Linked DNA regions of Homo sapiens: region 1 is linked to region 2. Evidence: chromatin loops called from intact Hi-C (ENCODE). Cell type or tissue: heart left ventricle. All regions are shown on one strand.

Evidence for each region. A loop is a pair of places that touch in the nucleus more often than their neighbours do. Peaks named below come from ENCODE experiments on the same cell type or tissue, not always from the same donor. Only the 100,000 strongest peaks of a DNase experiment are listed, where the experiment ranks them.
Region 1: a loop joins it to region 2, with 1.9 times the contacts of the local background. A loop is called at or near these places in 4 of 110 quality-filtered maps.

What each region holds. Positions count from the first base shown.
Region 1 is chr15:65,209,718-65,214,717 of GRCh38, reverse strand. It overlaps CILP (cartilage intermediate layer protein), which reads left to right and starts at 3,245. Exons shown (of 9, transcript NM_003613.4): 1 at 3,245-3,290; 2 at 4,857-5,000. The coding sequence starts at 4,963. RefSeq lists an enhancer at 1,715-2,616. In heart left ventricle, a CTCF peak has its summit at 2,467; DNase peaks (open chromatin) are centred at 1,311 and 3,207; H3K4me3 peaks cover 401 bases; H3K27ac peaks cover 1,549 bases.
Region 2 is chr15:65,382,421-65,387,420 of GRCh38, reverse strand. It overlaps IGDCC4 (immunoglobulin superfamily DCC subclass member 4), which reads left to right. Exons shown (of 20, transcript NM_020962.3): 17 at 765-870; 18 at 1,362-1,590; 19 at 2,306-2,467; 20 at 3,002-5,000. The coding sequence ends at 3,412. Among named protein-coding and RNA genes, the nearest start is that of IGDCC3, 6.9 kb to the right of the region's middle. RefSeq lists enhancers at 1,918-2,037, 2,058-2,107, 2,118-2,167, 2,042-2,653. In heart left ventricle, CTCF peaks have their summits at 1,633 (motif pointing right) and 2,417 (motif pointing left); DNase peaks (open chromatin) are centred at 1,660, 1,950 and 2,390; H3K4me3 peaks cover 1,092 bases.

The DNA of each region.
Region 1 (5,000 bases), 170 kb after region 2:
CTAGCCCTGTGCAGCTCACACAGCTCATTCCTACTTGGAGACAGGAAAGGACTCTGATGGGAGTATGGGAGGAGGCAAGATATGAGACAGGTGGACGGAAATGGCATGGTGGAATTGGAACGCAGCCCTCAACCCTGTACTTACCATATTAACACGCACTGGCCACTTGGGGCTAGGTAAGTGAGGGCCTCAGTGTGAGTGCTGGGCTGAATGAGGAGACCCAGGCAGGAATCCTGGCCTAAAACACTCCACTTTGCCCAATCCTCACCCATAGGGTACCCTGCCTCCCACTACAGAAAGAGATGGAGGTGACTGGGAGGCTGGGGAGGCGTCTCTTACCCACCCTGGCATTCCACAGAATGAAGGCCTTGGAGAGCAGCTGATTACCCTGACCTTGCCCTCTGGTTTACCTCCCACTACCTTCCTTTCCTGTGTATCTCTCTTGCTGTCCTTATCCAGCCTTGGTGGTCATATCTGCTTCTCTGGACTTCCTCCTGACCTTGACTCCACACTGGCTCCTCTGACTTCTGCCAGACACGTAGGAGCAGTCGTTCCCTCCACTCTCTCCTCCCAGCTCTGTTTGCTGTCAGTACAGATGGTCCCCAACTTAGGATGATTCAAGTTACAATTTTCCGACTTTATGATGTGCAAATGTGACACAAATTCAGTAGAAACTGTACTTTCCTGTACAACCATTGTGTTTTTCACTTTCAGTACAGTATTCAATGTATCACATGAGATAATCAATACTTTATGGTAAAATAGGCTTTTTGTTAGATGGTTTCGTACAACTGTAGGCTACTGTAGGCTAATGTAAGTGTTCTGAACATATTTAAGGTAGGCTAGGCTAAGTTCTGATGTTCAGTAGGTTAGGTGCATTAAGCGTATTTTTTTTACTTATGATATTTTCAACTTACAGTGGGTTTATTGGGACATTACTATAAGCCAAAGAGCATCTGTATATCTCAAACCTTGCAATCTCAGAGCTGGCAGGGGCCTGCAAACTCACTCAGTCCATCTCCCGTTGCACACCTGAGGCCCAGGGTTACTTGGGTTCTTGCTAGTTCACGGTCGCATATCAGAATCAGAAACAGCCAGGACTAGGCTTCTGAATTCCAAATTTCAATTTTTCTCCTGTCCTTTGATCTGGGGATTGTGGCTCAGCCTGTCTGTCTGTCTATTCCTTAGGCCATCAGATTTCACATGGGGTTCACTCAGTTCAGACGTCTGCAGTCAAAGCCATGGCTGAAACTGAGTCATGGCTTGGCTCTGACAAGTTGGACCAGACTAGGGCCAACTACAGGGCTTATGAACCAAGGGCTGGTGGCCAGGAGGGAGACGGGGCTCCAGGAGATAAAGCAAATCAGATCTATGCCCCAGGTCTACTTGGGAACCATGCTGCTCAACATCCTTTCTCCACCCCCACTCTCTTCCCCAGCAGATTTTTTTTTTTTTTTTTTTAGACCAAGTCTCACTCTGTCACCCAGGCTGGAGTGCAGTGGCACGATCTCAACTCACTGCATCCTCTGCCTCCTGGGTTCAAGCCACTCTCCTGCCTCAGTCTCCCAAGTAGCTGGGATTACAGGCACACTCCACCATGCCTGGCTAGTTTTTCTATTTTTAGTAGAGATGGGTTTCACTATGTTGACCAGGCTGGTCTTGAACTCCTGACCTCAAGTGATCCACCCGCCCCTGTCTCCCACAGTGTTGGGATTACAGGCGTGAGCCACTCCACCCAGCCTCCCAGTATATCTTGTCAAAGGCAATGCTCAGAAAAAACAGCTCTTACGCACACATACACACACACACACAGAAAGACACATACACACAGGAAAAGGCATAAACACACACACACAGAACTCTCTGGCATGTGGGTATGCACTGTTGTACTACGGGATCATTTCCACGTGAGGCTCTTTCCTCTGAGTGCAAGGATACATCTCTTTTCTTGTGCCTTCCCAGTGCCCAGTCTAGAGCCTGGGAATAAGAGCTCGGTAAAGGTATGTGGAGAGAGTGAGCTGACCCTGGCGTGGATGGCCACAGGACCAGGCCTCCATCTCCAGTTGCTGGCATGAGGCAGGAAGCCCAGCCCAGGCTAGATGAGCCTGCTACATGGGGCAGGACCTGGGAAGCTCCCACTGTGGTCCTTAGTACACTCGCTCTTCATCTTCTTCCTTCAACTGGGGCTCTATCACTGTGACCAGTCAATCTCAAAATGTGATCCATGAACCAACAGCATCAATCTCATCTGGGAACTTGTTAGAATGCAAAGTCTCAGGCCCCACTGAATCAGAAACTCTGGGTGTGGGGTCCAGAAATCTGCTTTAACCGCCCTCCAGGTGATTCTAACACATGCTAAAATTAGAGAACCAGTGTCTGTGCAAACAGATAACCTCATGCTGGGGCCAGGGGGCCGGGAGTGGGGGTGTGAAGCCCCAGAGCACATGCAGCTGCATACGCCCCCTATGGGTAACACTGGCTGTTCACATGCTGGTGGATGCCTATACCTGAAGGCAGACACGTACTCACACGCATGCACATATATGAGCATCAGGGTCTCAGAAGAGTCCACATGCTGGAGCTCTGGGGTCTCAGTGGGTACCAGCAGGCACTCAGATGGAAGTGGGGGGGAGAAAGGAAGAACTGTTCTCACCAGCTGACAACCTATGCCCCACAATTCTTTTGTCCCTTATCCCTTCTGAGGTTCCCTGAGTGTTCCCTCAGAAGCCAGAGAAGCTGAGTAGTTGCCCAACTCAGACCAGACACACCCAGCTGAGAGGCCAAGGTGGCCTGTGTGCCTAAGAGTGTTTGGAGTATGTGCTAAGACCAGCAAAGTCTTTTCTCTGTGTGGGCGAGCCAGGGCCAGGGGAATGTGGGGCATCAGCAAGCTAGGCTTAGGCAAGAGCACACCATCCCCCGGGCCATGAAATGCTGCCCAGATCTAGAATTCCCCGTGGCCCCTTCCCAGGGCTGTTTCTAGTGCCCAGCCCACCTCCTGACCCCTCTCTCTGCTCTGGACTGTGATGCCCCAGGCCACTGCCCACCTGGCCCATCACCAGGTCCTGCGGCATCTCCTCCTTAGGATCTGGACATAAAATCCTGGCCTCTGTGAACTGCAAGGGGACATGGGGAGGGGAGAGGGAGGCTCATGCTCAGATCTGGTTTCGCTGCTGCTTCCTCTGGCTGGCTGCCACAGGCTGAGCCACCAGCTGTGCTATATAAGGCCGGCACTGGACTGCTGGAGAGGCGAAGGCTTGGACCCCCAGCTGAGGAGTCCTGCTCAAGACACGGTGAGCTCCACTCCTATTCCCCTCACCCCATCCCTGCACCCCACTGCTGGACTCAACTGCTCCTGCCCTCCCCTGACTACTCCATTCCCTTCTCCCCACTTCCCCCCACTTTTTGCTGCCTGATCCTTCATCTCCCACAGAGAAGACTCCCTTTCTGCTTTGGGAATCTGCTTTCCCCCATTGGCCCAAAGTCCTCTCCCTCCCCCACCTGAGGACAGGAACCCCCAGATGGTCCCACTTAGGGTTTCCATACCTCTGGGTGCCCTGCTTTATTCCCTGCGGTCAGCCAGTCTGCTTTGTCCAAGTGTTCTGAGGAGCGTGGGATGGCAAGCCTAACCATCAGGGCATATGCTGAGGAAACGGCGGAGATGCTGAGAAACCTCTGTGGGCTGCCAGATGGGAAATGGTTTTTCCACAAGGTGTCTCAGGCCACCTCAGCCTCCAGACATCCCTGGAGCAGGCTCAGGCTCAGGCTGAATGCAGTGCAGGCCAGCAGACTGCTCAGCTCCCTGCTTGGAGCCCAGAGGGATACACACAATGTGGAGGCCTTTGGGACGTCCTGGTGACTCTGCTCCCTCATCCGAGAAACAGGTAGTGGTGGGGCCAGTGGTTTTAGAGCTAGAAGGTCTGCAGCATGGGACTGGTTTTTTCTTCCCCTGGAATATCCCAGTGTTTTCAGATATGTGTATTTTTTAGAGAGGAGGACTCTTCCCTTTCCTACCACACCCTGGACTTAGGATGTTGAAGGGAACCACTTTTGAATCCCCAGAAACGAGTCAGATTCTGGGTTGGCCGGAGCTCTGGGGAGACATAAAAATGTTCTGCTCAGCTGCGGCCTGGGCCACGCACGCCCCATAGTTCCTTGCCCTTGTCCCAGGCCTGCTTTCCTCTCCTGACCCTTGCAGTTCCTCACCCACGCTCAGCAGTTACTGGGGAGCCCTGGCCTCTCACAATGCATCCCCTCTGCTTTCCGTCAGCTGGCTCCTGGCTGTGTAACTCCCAGTCAGGCCCCAAACAAAAAGGCCAGAAATGTGTTCCAGCTGCAGCCCGTGCACATCTGGGAATGTGTTCATGGAGGTGGTATGTCCGAGGCATCTGCACCCTCCAGCCAGCCTGCCTTATGAGAGGCCACTGGAGTCGGAGCCAAGTCTTCACGGCCTTAATATGTACCCGCCTGTGTGAGAGTGTGAACTCCATCAAAGGATGGCAAAACAAATGCCCCTCAGGCCTGGGTTTTAGAAGTGACGAGTCACCAAGAGGCTGCTGGGGGTGAGCCCTGGACTCTCCTCATTGCAAGGAACCTCCTCGCCCCTGCTTGTCCTTGTGCCTCATCTCCATGTGGGGCCCTGGAGCCTACCCCCAGGGATGGAACCTAGTCTGCCTCATTTGAACTCAGATTCTGAGCCTCTGCACCTCCCAAGCTACCTGGTTTCACAACTCAGGCAGATATCACTTTCATATCATTCTGTCCACCTTTCCCTCCTTGACAGGTCAAGAAATATTTCTGCTTGAGCCATAAGCGGTGATTCAGAAATATGAAACCTGACAAGCTTTGTTTCTTTACAGGTCACTGGATCTGAGAAACTTCCCAGGGGACCGCATTCCAGAGTCAGTGACTCTGTGAAGCACCCACATCTACCTCTTGCCACGTTCCCACGGGCTTGGGGGAAAGATGGTGGGGACCAAGGCCTGGGTGTTCTCCTTCCTGGT
Region 2 (5,000 bases):
GCCGAGATCATGCCACTGCACTCCAGCCTGGGCAACAGAGCGAGACTCCGTCTCAAAAACAAAAACAAAAACAAAAAAAGCTAGAGGTCGGGCATGGTGGCTTGTGCTTGTAATCCAAAGTGCTTATGCACTTTGGAAGGCTGAGGTGAGAGGATCACTTGAGGCCAGGAGTTGGAGACCAGCCTGGACAACATGGTGAGACCCTGTCTCCACAAAAAATTTAAAAATTATCTGGGTGTGGTAGCTCATGCCTGTGGTCACAGCTGCTTGGGAGGCTGAGGTGGGAGGATCACTTGAGCCCAGGAGGTTGATGCTACAGCGAGCCGTGTTCATGCCACTGCACTCCGGCCTGGGTGACAGAGCAAGACCCTGTCTCAAAAGAAAAAAAATTAGAATTTTAAGGTGGTGACAGCAGAGCATGAACTCAAGCGTGGGGTCCATCCAAGCATGGGGTCTGCGCACCTGCACATGTTGCACACCCATGCAACAGCCCTGGGAGCAGGCAACACGTGCTTCACCAAAGGCCAGTTTGAGGCAGAGAGACCATAACTTCTGGGTGTGTTTTAGGGAGGACAGTCAGAGGGAGAGGTAGTAGTAGTTTCTGTGAGGCTCAGGGCCCTCCTGTCCTTGTATCAGAAGATTGTGAGCATCTGAAGGGTGAGGGTCCAGCTGGTGTCTCCTGAGAAAGCCATGGATAGTCCTGATCTATGCCCTGTGCCCTTCCTCTGTCCTGACCTGCTCTGTGCCTCTCTCTCCCCCACCAGACTCGCTGGACATGCACTCAGTCACGGGCATCATCGTGGGTGTCTGCCTGGGCCTCCTCTGCCTCCTGGCCTGCATGTGTGCTGGCCTGCGCCGCAGCCCCCACAGGTGAGCAGGGGAGCCAGTCTGACTTCAGGGAAGGGAGACTTCCAGGAAGGGCTGCAGAATGGGCCATCAGGGAAAGTGGCCATGACTTGCCCTTGGCACTCCCAGGAGCCCCGTTAAAGTCAGGACTCTGGGATGAAGGAATCAGGGATGATGTCCTCCTGAGAATGGGGAGTGGACTTAGGGGAGCCCCAGCCTACCCTCCTCAGCAAGGCCAACAGAACTGCCTCACTCCCACTTCCTCTGTAGCTGCCAGCATCTTGGAAAGAGGGGCCCCAAATCTCCAGATGCCTGCAGCCAAGGGAAGAAGAGCCCTGTTTACAGCATCAGGCTGTTTTGAACAATAGCAGTTTTTCTTACTCATTGCACAGACCAGGAAAGCAAATCCCAGAGATGGGCAGGAACCTCCCCAGAGACATAGGCTGGACCAGATCCCAGCCCCGCCTGACCCCTTACTCTGACCGCTATGCCTTGTTTTCCGTCTTCCCTTCCAGGGAATCCCTCCCAGGCCTGTCCTCCACCGCCACCCCCGGGAATCCCGCGCTGTACTCCAGAGCTCGGCTTGGCCCCCCCAGCCCCCCAGCTGCCCATGAATTGGAGTCCCTTGTGCACCCCCATCCCCAGGACTGGTCCCCGCCACCCTCAGACGTGGAGGACAGGGCTGAAGTGCACAGCCTTATGGGTGGCGGTGTTTCTGAAGGCCGGAGTCACTCCAAAAGAAAGGTAAGTCAGAGCCCCACATTGCGGCTCTTTTCTAAATAGGACACCAGGGGGCGACAGAGCACAACGCGTGGCTATGCGAGCATGGCTCTACCTCCTCTTCGGAGCCGGCTGCGGACGCTAGGGCCTCTCTCCCTCCTCCACGGAATGGTTGGCTGTCAGGGAAGCACATGGGCCTCCATATCCCGGCGGAATAGGTCAGCTTGGTTCTCACGAAGGAAAGGGCCTCCCAGCAGGTGACCCAGGGTAGCCAGAACACCCAGCTCCCTCCTCATCCCTGGAGCTGGGGAGACCTCTGAGACCCAGACATCCCCGTGTGGGGAGAAGAGGCCAGTCGGCTTGGCTGTGGCCAAGTGGGACTGGGACCAGGATAAGGTGAGGCCTTCGCTGGGCTGGTCCCTTTCATGCTGGCAGGGGCGGCACATCCCACCCAACTCCGACCCGTCCTCCCTCACCCTCTCCCCGCCTGGCTCGGACACCGCGGGCTTTGCAGAGCGTCTGGTGTTCCGCTCCTCTGCAGGAGGACTCATCCTCAGATTACCCCGCTGACTCTGAGCCCTTTCGATGCTCCTCCCCAGAGCCTTGGAGAGGGAGAGAGCAGCGGGTGACAGTCTGGACCCTGCTCCCCCGCGGCCCATCCCAATTCCCTCCCCCGGGCTTCCCTCTCCCAGCCAATCCTGGTCGTGCCCCTTACTGTCCCCTTCTTTCCCCCGTGCAGATCTCCTGGGCTCAACCAAGCGGGCTGAGCTGGGCTGGTTCCTGGGCAGGCTGTGAGCTGCCCCAGGCAGGCCCCCGGCCGGCTCTGACCCGGGCCCTGCTGCCCCCTGCTGGAACTGGGCAGACGCTGTTGCTGCAGGCTCTGGTGTACGACGCCATAAAGGTCAGCGTCCTGGAAGGAAGGGGCAGGAAAGGAGGAAAGGGTCTCTGTGCTTGTGAAGAGGAAGTAATGAGTTCTCTGGAGACCCCTGGGTGGTAACTTTCCTGGGGATAGAAGTCTAGCCAGGAGACCCCTGGAGCCTCCAAAGGTTGAGTAGGTGGAGGGCAGGCCAGTTTGCAGGAACCTGTTTCAACCTGGGTTGAAAACAGCCCCTCCTCTACCCAGACCTAAGTGGGCCACAGCAGTTCCGTGGATCTGAGGGTGTGGCTGGCCTGAGTACGCTCAGCCCTTCCTCCTGTCCCCAGAGGCCCTGACTGAGTCTGGTACTCCTGAAACTCCTGGATGAGGGCAAATGGGAAGTATTCCATCATTCCCTGCCTTTGTATAGGTTCGAACAGTTCCTGTGTATCCTTCACCGACTCCCATGTGATACTTACTCTGATGGAGGGTCAGACTTTCTGCCCCACGTACGCTGGTCATTCTGATGATTACTCTCAGTAATGGTCACTTTGTCTTTGTGTTCTCTGCTCTGATCAGGGCAATGGGAGGAAGAAGTCACCCCCAGCCTGCAGGAACCAGGTGGAGGCTGAAGTCATTGTCCACTCTGACTTTAGTGCATCTAACGGGAACCCTGACCTCCATCTCCAAGACCTGGAGCCTGAGGACCCCCTGCCTCCAGAGGCTCCTGATCTCATCTCGGGTGTTGGGGATCCAGGGCAGGGGGCAGCCTGGCTGGACAGGGAGTTGGGAGGGTGTGAGCTGGCAGCCCCCGGGCCAGACAGACTTACCTGCTTGCCAGAGGCAGCCAGTGCTTCCTGCTCCTACCCGGACCTCCAGCCAGGCGAGGTGCTAGAGGAGACCCCTGGAGATAGCTGCCAGCTCAAATCCCCCTGCCCTCTAGGAGCCAGCCCAGGCCTGCCCAGATCCCCGGTCTCCTCCTCTGCCTAGCTCTTCCCAGAGGATGTGGTTTGGGGCAGGCAGGTATGGATCACATAGGATGCGATACCTGTGGCCGTGTATGTCCACATGTGTGCCTGTAGATACATCATCAAGCCCTTTGGAGCTTCCTAAGTTGCTTTGGCTGAGGGGAGAGGAAAACATGGATTATTCACTCCCCCCATACTCTTTGTGATACACATGTGACATGTGAAAGACATACGAGACATAGCTACATGTGATGTGCACATGTGTGAAGTGCATGTATGCGTACTGGTTGTTGAGCTGGGAAACCGTGGCCCAGGCAGTGGTCACTACAGCCTGATTGGTCCTCCAGGTCAGAACGGTGCCCCACAGTGGTCAGTCCCCAGCCCTGTGGGCCCCCACCTCCATCGCCCAGCCTTTTATTACACACTCTGAGAGTGTCTCCAATGCCTGTCTGACAAAGACAGTCCCAGCCCATTCTCCTGTCTGGCTGGGTTGGGTGCAAGCAGGCTCTGAATGCCTGGCATTTCAGCTGCATCACCTCCCAGCTCCTTATTGCCCAAATAGAGAGGGTGGCCCTGGCTCCCCTCCGAGCAACTCTGCATTTAATTTTGTAATCTGGGAAGTGCCTGGTTTTGAAAATCCGCTTTCTCTCACTCTTCCCCTCCTTCCTTGCCCCTGGCTGCTCTAGTGTTCTGTCTCCCAGTCACCTCGCTCTCCCAGCACCAGTGCCCTTCTCCTGCTCCCAGATACTCTTTCCTTTCCTCTCTCCTGTTTTCCTTCCTCTGCTATCTCTCACACCTCTCCCAGACTATGTCATCTTGTTCTCCTGCCTGGGTTCAAACTCTGCATCCTTCTCTAACAACGTGACTACCTCATGTCTGCTTCAAGGCCCCCGTGCCCTTCCTGTATCCGCGGCTGCCGCGCACTCGCCTGCCATCCTCCTGCCTCCTCTTCACTCAGTGCTTCTGCTTGCCCTGCCCCAGGCAGCCCACCCACGCCCAGTGCGGGTGTGGAGAAGATCTTCTGGCTTCCCTGCATCTTGCCTTTGGGATTGGGATCCAAGGGTTCTCCATGGATGGATCCAAGTCATAGAGGGGAATGTTTGAGACAGGGAAGGGGGCTGTGATCCAGAGGCTCAGAATAAAAAGATGCCCTCCCTTCTATGCAGGGGGGCAAGTTTACTGGATGGAGATGATTTGGGCCTCTCTTCCAGAAGAAGCTAAAGGAAGAGAAGGGGAGTGAGAGTTCAGGGAGGCCCTTCCCACCCTGTGAGGCTTGACTTGATCTGGATTGGGGATGACAGGAATCTCACCCTCTGGGGTGCTGGCAAGGAGGTCTTTGCACAGGAAAAGGGGTAGCTCATTTCAGTTTGTTTTTTCTTTAAATTGAATCCTCAAGTCATTTTCTGTTCACCTGCCGCACAGGGACAAGCTTGACTTCTATTTTCTGTGTAGTGAAAACAATGTCATTTATTTGGTTTTTCACCTCAGCCCTCTCATAGGAGCATAGAATGTTAGGGTCTTTACTCCCTAATGATGTCTGATTGGCACATCAAGAGTTAACTCTGCCTTCTGGGCCAAATTCGAAATAACCAGTCCATTTTTCCTTTTTT